2 separate regions of the Mus musculus genome follow, and region 2 is linked to region 1. The links are chromatin loops, found by intact Hi-C in ENCODE. Cell type or tissue: gastrocnemius. All regions are shown on one strand.

What was found. A loop is a pair of places that touch in the nucleus more often than their neighbours do. Peaks named below come from ENCODE experiments on the same cell type or tissue, not always from the same donor. Only the 100,000 strongest peaks of a DNase experiment are listed, where the experiment ranks them.
Region 2: a loop joins it to region 1, with 3 times the contacts of the local background. A loop is called at or near these places in 1 of 42 quality-filtered maps.

The regions. Positions count from the first base shown.
Region 1 is chr9:110,966,789-110,971,788 of GRCm38, forward strand. Lrrc2 (leucine rich repeat containing 2) reads left to right here. Exons shown (of 9, transcript NM_028838.2): 6 at 3,226-3,371. Among named protein-coding and RNA genes, the nearest start is that of Lrrc2, 18 kb to the left of the region's middle. In gastrocnemius, a CTCF peak has its summit at 1,930 (motif pointing left); no DNase peak of the experiment used is centred here.
Region 2 is chr9:111,257,726-111,262,725 of GRCm38, forward strand. It overlaps Mlh1 (mutL homolog 1), which reads right to left. Exons shown (of 19, transcript NM_026810.2): 4 at 3,754-3,827; 5 at 764-836. Among named protein-coding and RNA genes, the nearest start is that of Mlh1, 11 kb to the right of the region's middle. In gastrocnemius, no CTCF peak of the experiment used is centred here; a DNase peak (open chromatin) is centred at 3,090.

The DNA.
Region 1 (5,000 bases):
AGTCACAGCAGAGAATTTACATAAAGACAGATGACAGACAGACAGACAAACAGACAGACAGAAAAATAAGACAGAATTGAAATTGCAGAGACAAACCTCTATTATATATTTACATATACATTATAATTTTATTTTGAGATAGAGTATTACTATGTAGTCCTGGCTGGCCTGAAACTTGCTGTGTATACTGGGATTAAAGGTGTGCATCACCATGCCCAACTATATTATATTTACAATCAATTAATTTTTCAACAGAATCACCCATATAGTTCAGTAGAGAAAGGACAACCAGTTCAATAAAGGTTCTTGGGAAAATTAAAACCCCACCATCTATCCATCCCCAGATTTCATCCTTTAAAACCTCTTTAGGTTGGAGAGTTTCTTTGGCCTGCCTTTCAGCTCTCTGATTTTTTTCTTCTGCTATTTTGAATCTGATATTAAACTCTTATAATGGATCTTTGTCTCTGTCTGTCTTTCTCTCTTTCTCTTTCTGTTTCTCTGTTTCTCTCTGTCTCTAAGAGACAAGGTCTTCCTGTGTATCCCAGCCTGGCCTCAAACAACCAGTTTCTTTTTGCCTTAGCTTCCTGAGACTGGATTTTTAGGTTAGTTGTTTTAGTCTCTAACTCTTTCTCTTTCTCTCTCTCTCTCTCTCTCTCTCTCTCTCTCTTTCTTTCTTTCTTCCATAATCATCCCATCAAACACCAATAAGAAAATGTCCCCCTGGCTGATCTTATGGAGGCATTTTCTCAACTGAAGTTCTCTCCTTTCATCTAATGACCCTGGGATTTGTAGGCAAATAGAACTGTCAGTTTCAGTGTGCTTTATAAATGTTTTGCTTTGCCACTGATGAAAGTAACTAATGGGAAATCTCTCTCTCTTTTTTTTCTTAAGGTTTATTTATTTTATTTTATGTGAGTACACTGTAGCTGTCTTTAGACACACCAGAAGAGGGCATCAGATCCCTTTATAGATGGTTGTGAGCTACCATGTGGTTGCTGAAAACTGAACTCAGGACCTCTGGAAAAGCAGTCAGTGCTCTTAACCGCTGAGCCATCTCCAGCCAGAAATGCCTCTTATATTCATGGAATTTCCTTCTTTGTTGGATGTTGCAGTTGAGAGATGGATCAGCAGTTAAGAATGCTTGTTGCTCACGCAGACAATCTGAGTTCACAATGCCTTAACTCTAGTTCCTGGTAATCAGATGCCCTCTTCTGCAGTCAGCACTCGCACACACACACTATTCACTTAAAAAAAAAAAAACCCAAGCATGTTATTATTATTATTTTTGATACATTAACAGCCCCTCTTAGTTATGGTTTCTATTGCTGTGATGAGATACTATGACTATAGCAACTCTTTTTTTCTTTTGTTTTTTCGAGACAGGGTTTCTCTGTGTAGCCTTGGCTGTCCCGGAACTCACTCTGTAGACCAGGCTGGCCTTGAACTCAGAAATCTGCCTGCCTCTGCCTCCCAAGTGCTGGGATTAAAGGCATGCGCCACCACTGCCCAGCTTAGATTTCTTTATGACATTATTTGTTTTGTGTGCCTCTGTGTGTGGGTGCTTGTGGAAATCAGAGGACAACTCTTGGTAGTTGGTTTTCTTTTCATAGTCTAGGCCCTGGGGATCAAACTCATATCATCAGGCTTGACTGCAAACACTCTTATCCACTGAGCCATCTTGGTGGCCTGCAAATGTGCTTTGAGAGATTACTCTAATTTTATTCATGGACTCTTCAAATAAGTAAATTAAAAAAGAAAAAGCTCGGGGCTGGAGAGATGGCTCAGCGGTTAAGAGCACTGACTGCTCTTCTGAGGTCCAGAGTTCAAATCCCAGCAACCACATGGTGGCTCACAACCATCCGTAATGAGATCTGGCGCCCTCTTCTGGGGCGTCTGAGGACAGCAACAGTGTACTTACATATAATAAATAAATAAATAAATAAATAAATCTTTAAAAAAAAAAAAGAAAAAGCTCTTATGTTTCATAGTAGCTACCAAATATTCATAACAATTCCAGTTATGCAACATCTGTTCAACTTCATTCAAGATTCACAGATTTTCACTGAGGTAAAATATATCTATCTCTCCATGTGTTTGAGTTGGCATCTTGCAAACAAGACCTCTGGATAGAAAACCACAACAACAGAACCCAACCTGCTCAGCCCCTGAGGCCAGACATGATCAAGGAATCCTTATCATTATCACCTGGCCTTTGCACATGTGGGTTTCCTCAAGACTTGTCAAAGCCTGATGCAATTCTCATCACACCATCATACTCTGTAAGACTTGATCTTTCTAGTTGGCCATGGTGGCACACGCCTTTAATCCCAGCAGAGGCAATGGGGAGTTCGAGGCCAACCTGCTCTGCATAGTGAGATCTGGGACAGCCAAGGTTTTGTAGTGAGACGCTATCTCAATCAATCAATCAATCAATCAATCAATCAAACAACCAACAGCAGCAGCAGCAAGGAGAGACTTGAACTCTCTGTCTTTTGTGACTTTGTGCATGCTACTTCCCACCTGGGAGACCCAGTTCCAGTTTTCTGTCCTCCGTGAAATCCTTCATTTCCTGAAAGTTGAGACTCGTCAATTCTTACTCCCCGAGTTTGTAGCTTTGCTTATTTGTAAGAAATTTCAGCTCCCCGAGGGCAGCCATAGTGTGCTGCTTACTTCTGTATCCCATCAGGAAGTACAATGGGTGCTTTACAGTAGGTGCTCTGGAACGTATAGTGGCTCTGGTCTGTGATACATATATACTCATGGATGCTTCTGAGACAGAAACGTTGTTCTAAACATTATTAGTTGAACTTCATTCTTGTCTTCACACGGTATATACATGTCCTGATGCCGTGATAAAGCATCTGATGAGAGCAGCTCGTGGAGGGAGGGCTTTACGTTGGCTCACACCTCGAGGGTACCACCCATCATGTCGGGAAGCTGTGGTAGCAGGAGCTTGAGGTAGTCACTACCACTGCGTAGTCAAACTGAGAGTGATGGGTGCTGATGCTCGCTTGCAGCCTAGGACCCCAGCCCAGGGAATGAGGCAGCCCAGCCACAGTTAAGGGGGGGGGGGTCTTCCAATCACCATTAACTCAATCTACCCAGTCCCTCCATCCTAGACGTGCCCAGAGACTGGTTTCCATGGTGATTCTAAATCCTGTCAAGTTACCAACCAGGGTTAACTGTCACAGAGGGTAATTAAAATGTTCTTGTATTCTTTTCTAGTTAAGTAATTTGAAGCAAGTTACATTTGTGGATATCTCTGCGAACAAGTTCTCCAGCGTTCCTATCTGTGTCCTGCGGATGTGTCGTCTGCAGTGGCTGGATATCAGCAGCAACAATCTGAGTGACCTGCCACAAGATATAGACAGGTAGCTACTTGCATTCGAAGGTGAGGTATATGAATTGATTACTAACACACTGAGATCCTTAGCACTTACATATGCTAGCACAGAAATATTCTTTGAAATCAACTAATTTTCCAGAGTTTGTTTCTAGGAAACGATAGAGTAAGGCAGTTTCCATTGTGTATCACACATATGTGCATGTATGCATTTGAACACATCTTCATTGTCTGGGCAAATTTGACTTGTTTCAGTCATCTATCTTTCTATCTATCTATCTATCTATCTATCTATCTATCTATCTATCTATCTATCTTGTTATTAGACGCGTTCTCACGACCGGCCAGGAAGAACACCACAGACCAGAATCTTCTGCGGCAAAGCTTTATTCTTACATCTTCAGGAGCCAGGGTGCAGGAAGCAAGAGAGCAAGAAGCAAGAGAGAGAGAAAAGCAAGAGAGAGAGAAAAGCAAGAGAGCGAGAAAAGCAAGAGAGCGAGAAAAGCAAGAGAGAGAAAAAACGAAACCCCGTCCCTCTTAAGGAGCATTCTCCTTCGCCTCGGACGTGTCACTCCCTGATTGGCTGCAGCCCATCGGCCGAGTTGACGTCACGGGGAAGGCAGAGCACAAGTAGTCATAAGATACCCTTGGCACATGCGCAGATTATTTGTTTACCACTTAGAACACAGCTGTCAGCGCCATCTTGTAACGGCGAATGTGGGCGCGGCTCCCAACATCTCCCCCTTTTTCTTTTAATAAGAGCAAATAGGCCACCCATATTAATGAGAGTGGAGATAGAGGTCAAATCCCCAGTGTGTAGGTAAAGGAGCCATGTACAGGATTAGCTCTTAGGCTCACAGGCTTTTACCCAGAGCAACCCTGACCTGCTCCCGTGTCGTTTTGCCTGGGGGAAGGGAACTAGGACACTGAACCTTCATGAAAGATGACATGTCTCCCTAGAATAGGCTCATATATGCCGCAGAGCCTTTCCATTGCAGTGCTTAGCCTTGCAACTCTCTCGGGCTGCTGAAGCACACTCACTCTATCCCGTGCAATGAGTCTAGCCTCATGGGATATAAGAGCTGAGTGGCCAGCGACCTATTGCCTAAGCATAGATAACCATATATCAGGGGGAGCTCCATGTTCTAGTCCTGCAAGCGCCTGGGCAATAACCACCTTGTCTCTCCTAGTTTGGGCCTTAAGCTTACAGACCAATCAAAGAAGCAACACTAATCCACAGCAAAGTGTATCTCCAAATAATATTAATCCCACCCATTTTTTAAAGAAAGAAAATGCTGAGGAGATCCAATTGGGTAATCCTTTGGTCAGCGACAGGTCCAAGCGCGTGGAGTTGACCTGAAGTCTCAATTTCCGAAGGATCTGTTCAAATTCAGCCATCCAATTCTGTAACATATACTGAAAAAGACTTTTTGACAAATTAGCTGCCCTAGTAAATTTAACATACTGAATGGAAATAACACACAATCCCGGAAACTTTTGTTCACATCCCTGCTGAGTTATTTGTCATAATACATCTAGTTGTATCTGGACAAGATCTATGAGTTGATTAACCAGCATGAGACCTCTCTGTATCTTGACATTAGCTGAGGCCTGTTCATCTATGACTGTAGTCACTGAGGCTGACAAAGTGCTAATG
Region 2 (5,000 bases), 290 kb after region 1:
TGCTCAAGAGAGTAGACAATTTTGTAAGATATGAATGTAACTCTGCAAACAATTATTCTATTACACAGAATCACTTTTCAAACTCAGGACAATCATAACACTCTGGAGATAATTTTGAGTTCTCAATAATCACACTTTGCATGCAGCTAAGGCTCCCTCTGGCCAACACTGTGAAGCACAGGTTTGTTCTGCCTCCTGCCTGCCTATCACACCAGGACTTGGAGAGGTCCGTGGAAAGCCTTCGAGATGTGCTACAGCTGGGGTCAGGGGTAAAGGACCAGACATGAAGCACCGTGAGGTGCCTGATGGAATCTCCGGCTGGAAAGACACTGGGATGCTCTGATGAGGCCGCATGATGGGCTTCCTCTGGACTAACAACACTGGCACGACCCACCCATGACCCTCTGGGGCAGATGGCTAGGCATTCTTTGTTCTACTGGAGACATTAGAAAACTACAATTCTGAGCTGTTAAGTGACTTGCCCATGGACACACAAGCGCTGAAGTACCAGACTGGGACTCCGACATGTCTTCTGGAGTCAACCGTAACTTTTTTCCCACTGATTTCTACCATCCCAGCCCCCTATAGACAAGAAGGTGGGCAGGCCGCCATGCCATAAAACCCAATGATCATTTATCTTGGGACTTCTATTAAAAGTCAAAATTTCTTTGATTTTTATACTAGAAACTCAGAGCGCATCTCAGTTTTACTTCAGCATCCTAAGCTGTTTGTCAGCAGTTTTACCCCCGTGTCCCATCCTCACCGTGATCAGGGTGCCCTGGTTGCCTGCACAGGGTTTAGGAGGGGCTTGCAGCTTTCCATCTGAGTAACTTGCTCTAGTCAGAAAACAGAAGATTATTAGTATCTAACAAGATGCTTATCCAAAGCATAAAAATAAAAGTCACAGTACAGGCCTAGTGGCCTATGTCTGCAACCCCAACATTATAAATGCTTTACAAGTTCCTAAGCTGCAGAAAACATAAATACATTAATATGTCACATTTTAAAAAGGACAAACTTGCCGGGCAGTGGTGGCACACGCCTTTAATCCCAGCACTTGGGAGGCAGAGGCAGGCGGATTTCTGAGTTCGAGGCCAGCCTGGTCTACAGAGTGAGTTCCAGGACAGCCAGGGCTACACAGAGAAACCCTGTCTCAGAAAACCAAAAAAAAAAAAAAAAAGAAAAGGGGGGACACACTTCATTATTTAAAAAAAGCTTGCAAGTAATAAGCTAAAAACATCATACACCAAAAATTAACCAGGCCCAAAGTCAATACAACTCAATGAACTAGGCATTGAGAAATTAATCTGTGGGGCTTCACATTAAATTTTACATCTTCAGTATGGAATATATTTTATGCACTTATCCATGAGAGAACCAGTAAAACAATGAACTTTCTAGTCTCTTTCATAATTGTGTCTGTTACCAGGATTCTGTCCATATTTCCACACTTCAAAAATGAAAATTATATCAATCATACATTATAACACAGCCATATTATATACTGTTAATTAGATTTTATTTTAAAGCCCTATTACAACAAATCTTGCCTGAGCTATTAAATTCTGAGTTACTAACCAACAGCTTTGCCATTGCTTAAGGTAGCTATAAATTCCACCACCATTTGCCTGCTAAGGTCCTGGTAATAAAGAAAGGCCTTAGCCAGCAGCAGTAGGGTAACCTGTAACCCCAGCCTTAGCCAGCAGCAGTGGGGTAAACTGTAACCCCAGCCTTAGCCAGAAGCAGTAGGGTAACCTGTAACCCCAGCCTTAGCCAGCAGCAGTAGGGTAACCTGTAACCCCAGCTCTCTGGAGGCAAAAGGAGGAACTCATTGCAAGTTCCAGGCAGCCAGAGCTTTCTGTCTCAAAAACAAAACAAAGCTCAATATCCCACGGAAAAATAGCTCCTGATCAGCCCCAGGGACAGTCTTTTATTCAATGTAGATTAATGTGTTAAGGGATCTAGTAAGACCCTTTAGCCTGGGTAGGTGACTGTGGAGGTGGTAGCATCAGTGAAAAGAACAAAACTCATCCAAGCTTTAAAGAGAAATAGTTTCAGGTGAATAGAAAAAATCCTCGTAAGTCAGAGAGCAAGGAGCTTTGGAACACGCGGCACTTTGGTAATATGTGGAGAGAAGGGCTGAAAAGTGTGTCAGGACATTTGGAAGTGTCTTAGTGTTACTATTATTGTAACAAAACACCAGGACCAAAGCAATTTGGGGAGAAGCGGGCTTATTTGGCTTATACTTCCACACCAAGTCGGGACAGGATCTCAAGCAGGATGGAAACCTGGAGGCAGGAGCTGATGCTGAGGCCATGGAGGGCGCTGCTCCCATGCTTGCTCAGCTTGCTTTCTTATAGAACCCAGCCAGGGATGGCGCCACCCACAATGGGCTGGGCACCTCACCCATTAATCACTGATTAAGAAAATGTCTTACAGCCAGATCTTAGGGAAGCATTTTTTAAATTAAGGTTCCCTCTTCTTAAATGATTTTAGCATGTCATAAAACTATCCAGCACAGGAAGGCATCGGGTGACAAGATGAAACAAACCTTTGAATTTTATCCTGCCACAGAAGGGAGTCAGTCACTAGAAGCCCCAGGTGTGGCATAACAAAAAACAAAAACAAAAACAACCAAAAAACCCAACAAAACACAGATGTCTTGAAACAGGACTCCCAGCTCAGGCTACCTACAAAACACTTAACTCACAATTGTCCCTCTGGTTTTTACTCAATCAGACCACCCAGAATTCACACCCCAAATCAAGACCCCTAACCCAGCACTGCTCACTCTGAAGCACTCTCTCTTCTGTTACAGCACACATTAGTCTTCAGGAGACTGAGGGCACAGAATTGTCCTGATTTAATTTACAGACAACCTGCAGGCTTTTCTTTCTTTCTGCATTCATTAGGGATGACTAAAGGTTTCAGCCAGTGCAAGCCAGTGCTTACAGAAACAAAAGCATGACTGTGATTTCTTGAATCCCATGTTTGTTCTGTCTCAGGACCATTTCCAAGCCTCTGGAAACTGCCAGCACAACACCAGGCAGCAGCTATTTCCTGGAAAGCAAGCCAGCTCACACAGGCCCAAGGAGAAGAGTGCCAGAAGCTCGGGAGCCAGCACACCAGCCAGAGACCTGTAATCAGCCCAAAGTGCTGCCCCTCACCAAAGGGCAAAGGGCAGAAATAACATGAGCAACTACTGTGTGCTTAAAATCCTAAGTGCAATGGATACCTTCCTGGGTACTTGTAATGTGTTACAACTCATCTTTTAGGAAGCCATCCAGTGGGGCTGGAGATGGCTCAGCTGTTAAAAGCACTGGCTATTCTTCCAGCAGATCATTCCAGCAGATCAAAGAGGCCAAAGAGAGAAGGAACAGGAAATGAGAATATCTCATTACCTAGAAACTTCCAGAGAACCTGTATTCTATTCCCAGGACCTACATGTTGTGCTCACAGTTTGCAATCATATGTAACTCCTGTCCCAGTAGAGCCCATACCTTCTTCAGGCCTCTCAGGGTACCAGCCATACACATGGTACACAGACGTGAATGCAGTCAAAATAGCCATACACATAAAATATGCTAATTTAAATCTTAAAAAGAAGCCATGAGGTAAGAGAGTTCCACCTCATGATCATCCCTGTGGATGAGTATTTTATCCATAGGAATGGAAGGAAAATCAGTATCCTAGCGGGGGTCAAGGGGAGTAACACATATGTTTAGGGTGGACACAGAAGTCATTATCACATACCTGTACGCACATTTCCCATCAGCTGTTTTGGTTGTAATAGTGACATGGGCCACATGGCTTATGCTTGCCAATGCCTAGGGAGGAAGGGAACCAGATGAAAGAAAACTTCACTGTTGCTTCATCAAGGCAAAGGTTATCGAACTTGCCTCTTCCAACCTATATTAACGTGGCAACAATGAGCAATCTGATGCTGTTTAAGAAAGAGATAAAATCTAATCCACAAGGTAATCATTAGAATAAGGGAAAGCATATGTTAAAAGGAGTCACACCAAACTTCCTCTGTTGACAGTAACTGTATAGTTCATGCTGCTACCACAGGGACTGTGCCGGGCAGTTTTCATTACCATAGCACACGAGATGATCAACTTATAGTCAACAGGCTTCTATTAGCTCGTGGTTTTAGATGACCCACTTAATGATCAATAGTTGCTGATGCTTTTGGTCCTGTGTTGAAGAAACTCATTGTGGTGTGAAGTTCATGGAGACCAAAGCCACTCACACTTCACATTCAGAGGCCAAAGAGAACAAGAAGGGGTTCACTGTTCCCTTAAAGGGCACATCTTATAACCTGGATACCATCTACTAGGTCCTACACTTATCTTAAATAATTTTCTAATAACAACCAACCATGGACGAAGCTTTCAGTGCATGGGCCTCTAGAGAGTATTACAGACTTAAAGGGTAATATATTCTCAGTGATATATCTGCCAAGGAATTAAAAAATGTGCCTTCAGAAAAAAACAACGGGATCTCTCAAAACAGCTTCATAGAAACAATTATATTTTTTAAAATATGAATTTAAAATTGCTCCAGGGTCTGTGCAACATCATCTGAACACCAGAGGCAGCTTCAGCTCACTGAATGAAGCATGGCTCTGCCCGGGTGGCTGAGGCAAGAGGATCACTGGAACCTTGGAGTTTGAGATCAGCAGAGCAGCTCAGTCCCATCTCAAAAACACAGGAACTAGAAAGGAGCATGCTTCAGACTCAGAGATTACTTGGTCAGAGCCGCACTTTCCTGGCTCATATAATCTATCCTTCTCTCTTTCTCTTTGTAGCCAGGCTGGACTCGCTATGTAGATCTGGCTGGTTTCAAACTTTAGATCCTCCTGTCTCAGCCTCTCAAGTACTGGGATCATAGGCATATACCATTGCATCTAGCTTGGCTTTTATAATTTTCAACATTTAAGAAAGTGGGTATGGTAGTGCAGACCCTTACTCCCAGTAGTTTGGAGGTAAAGGCAGGAA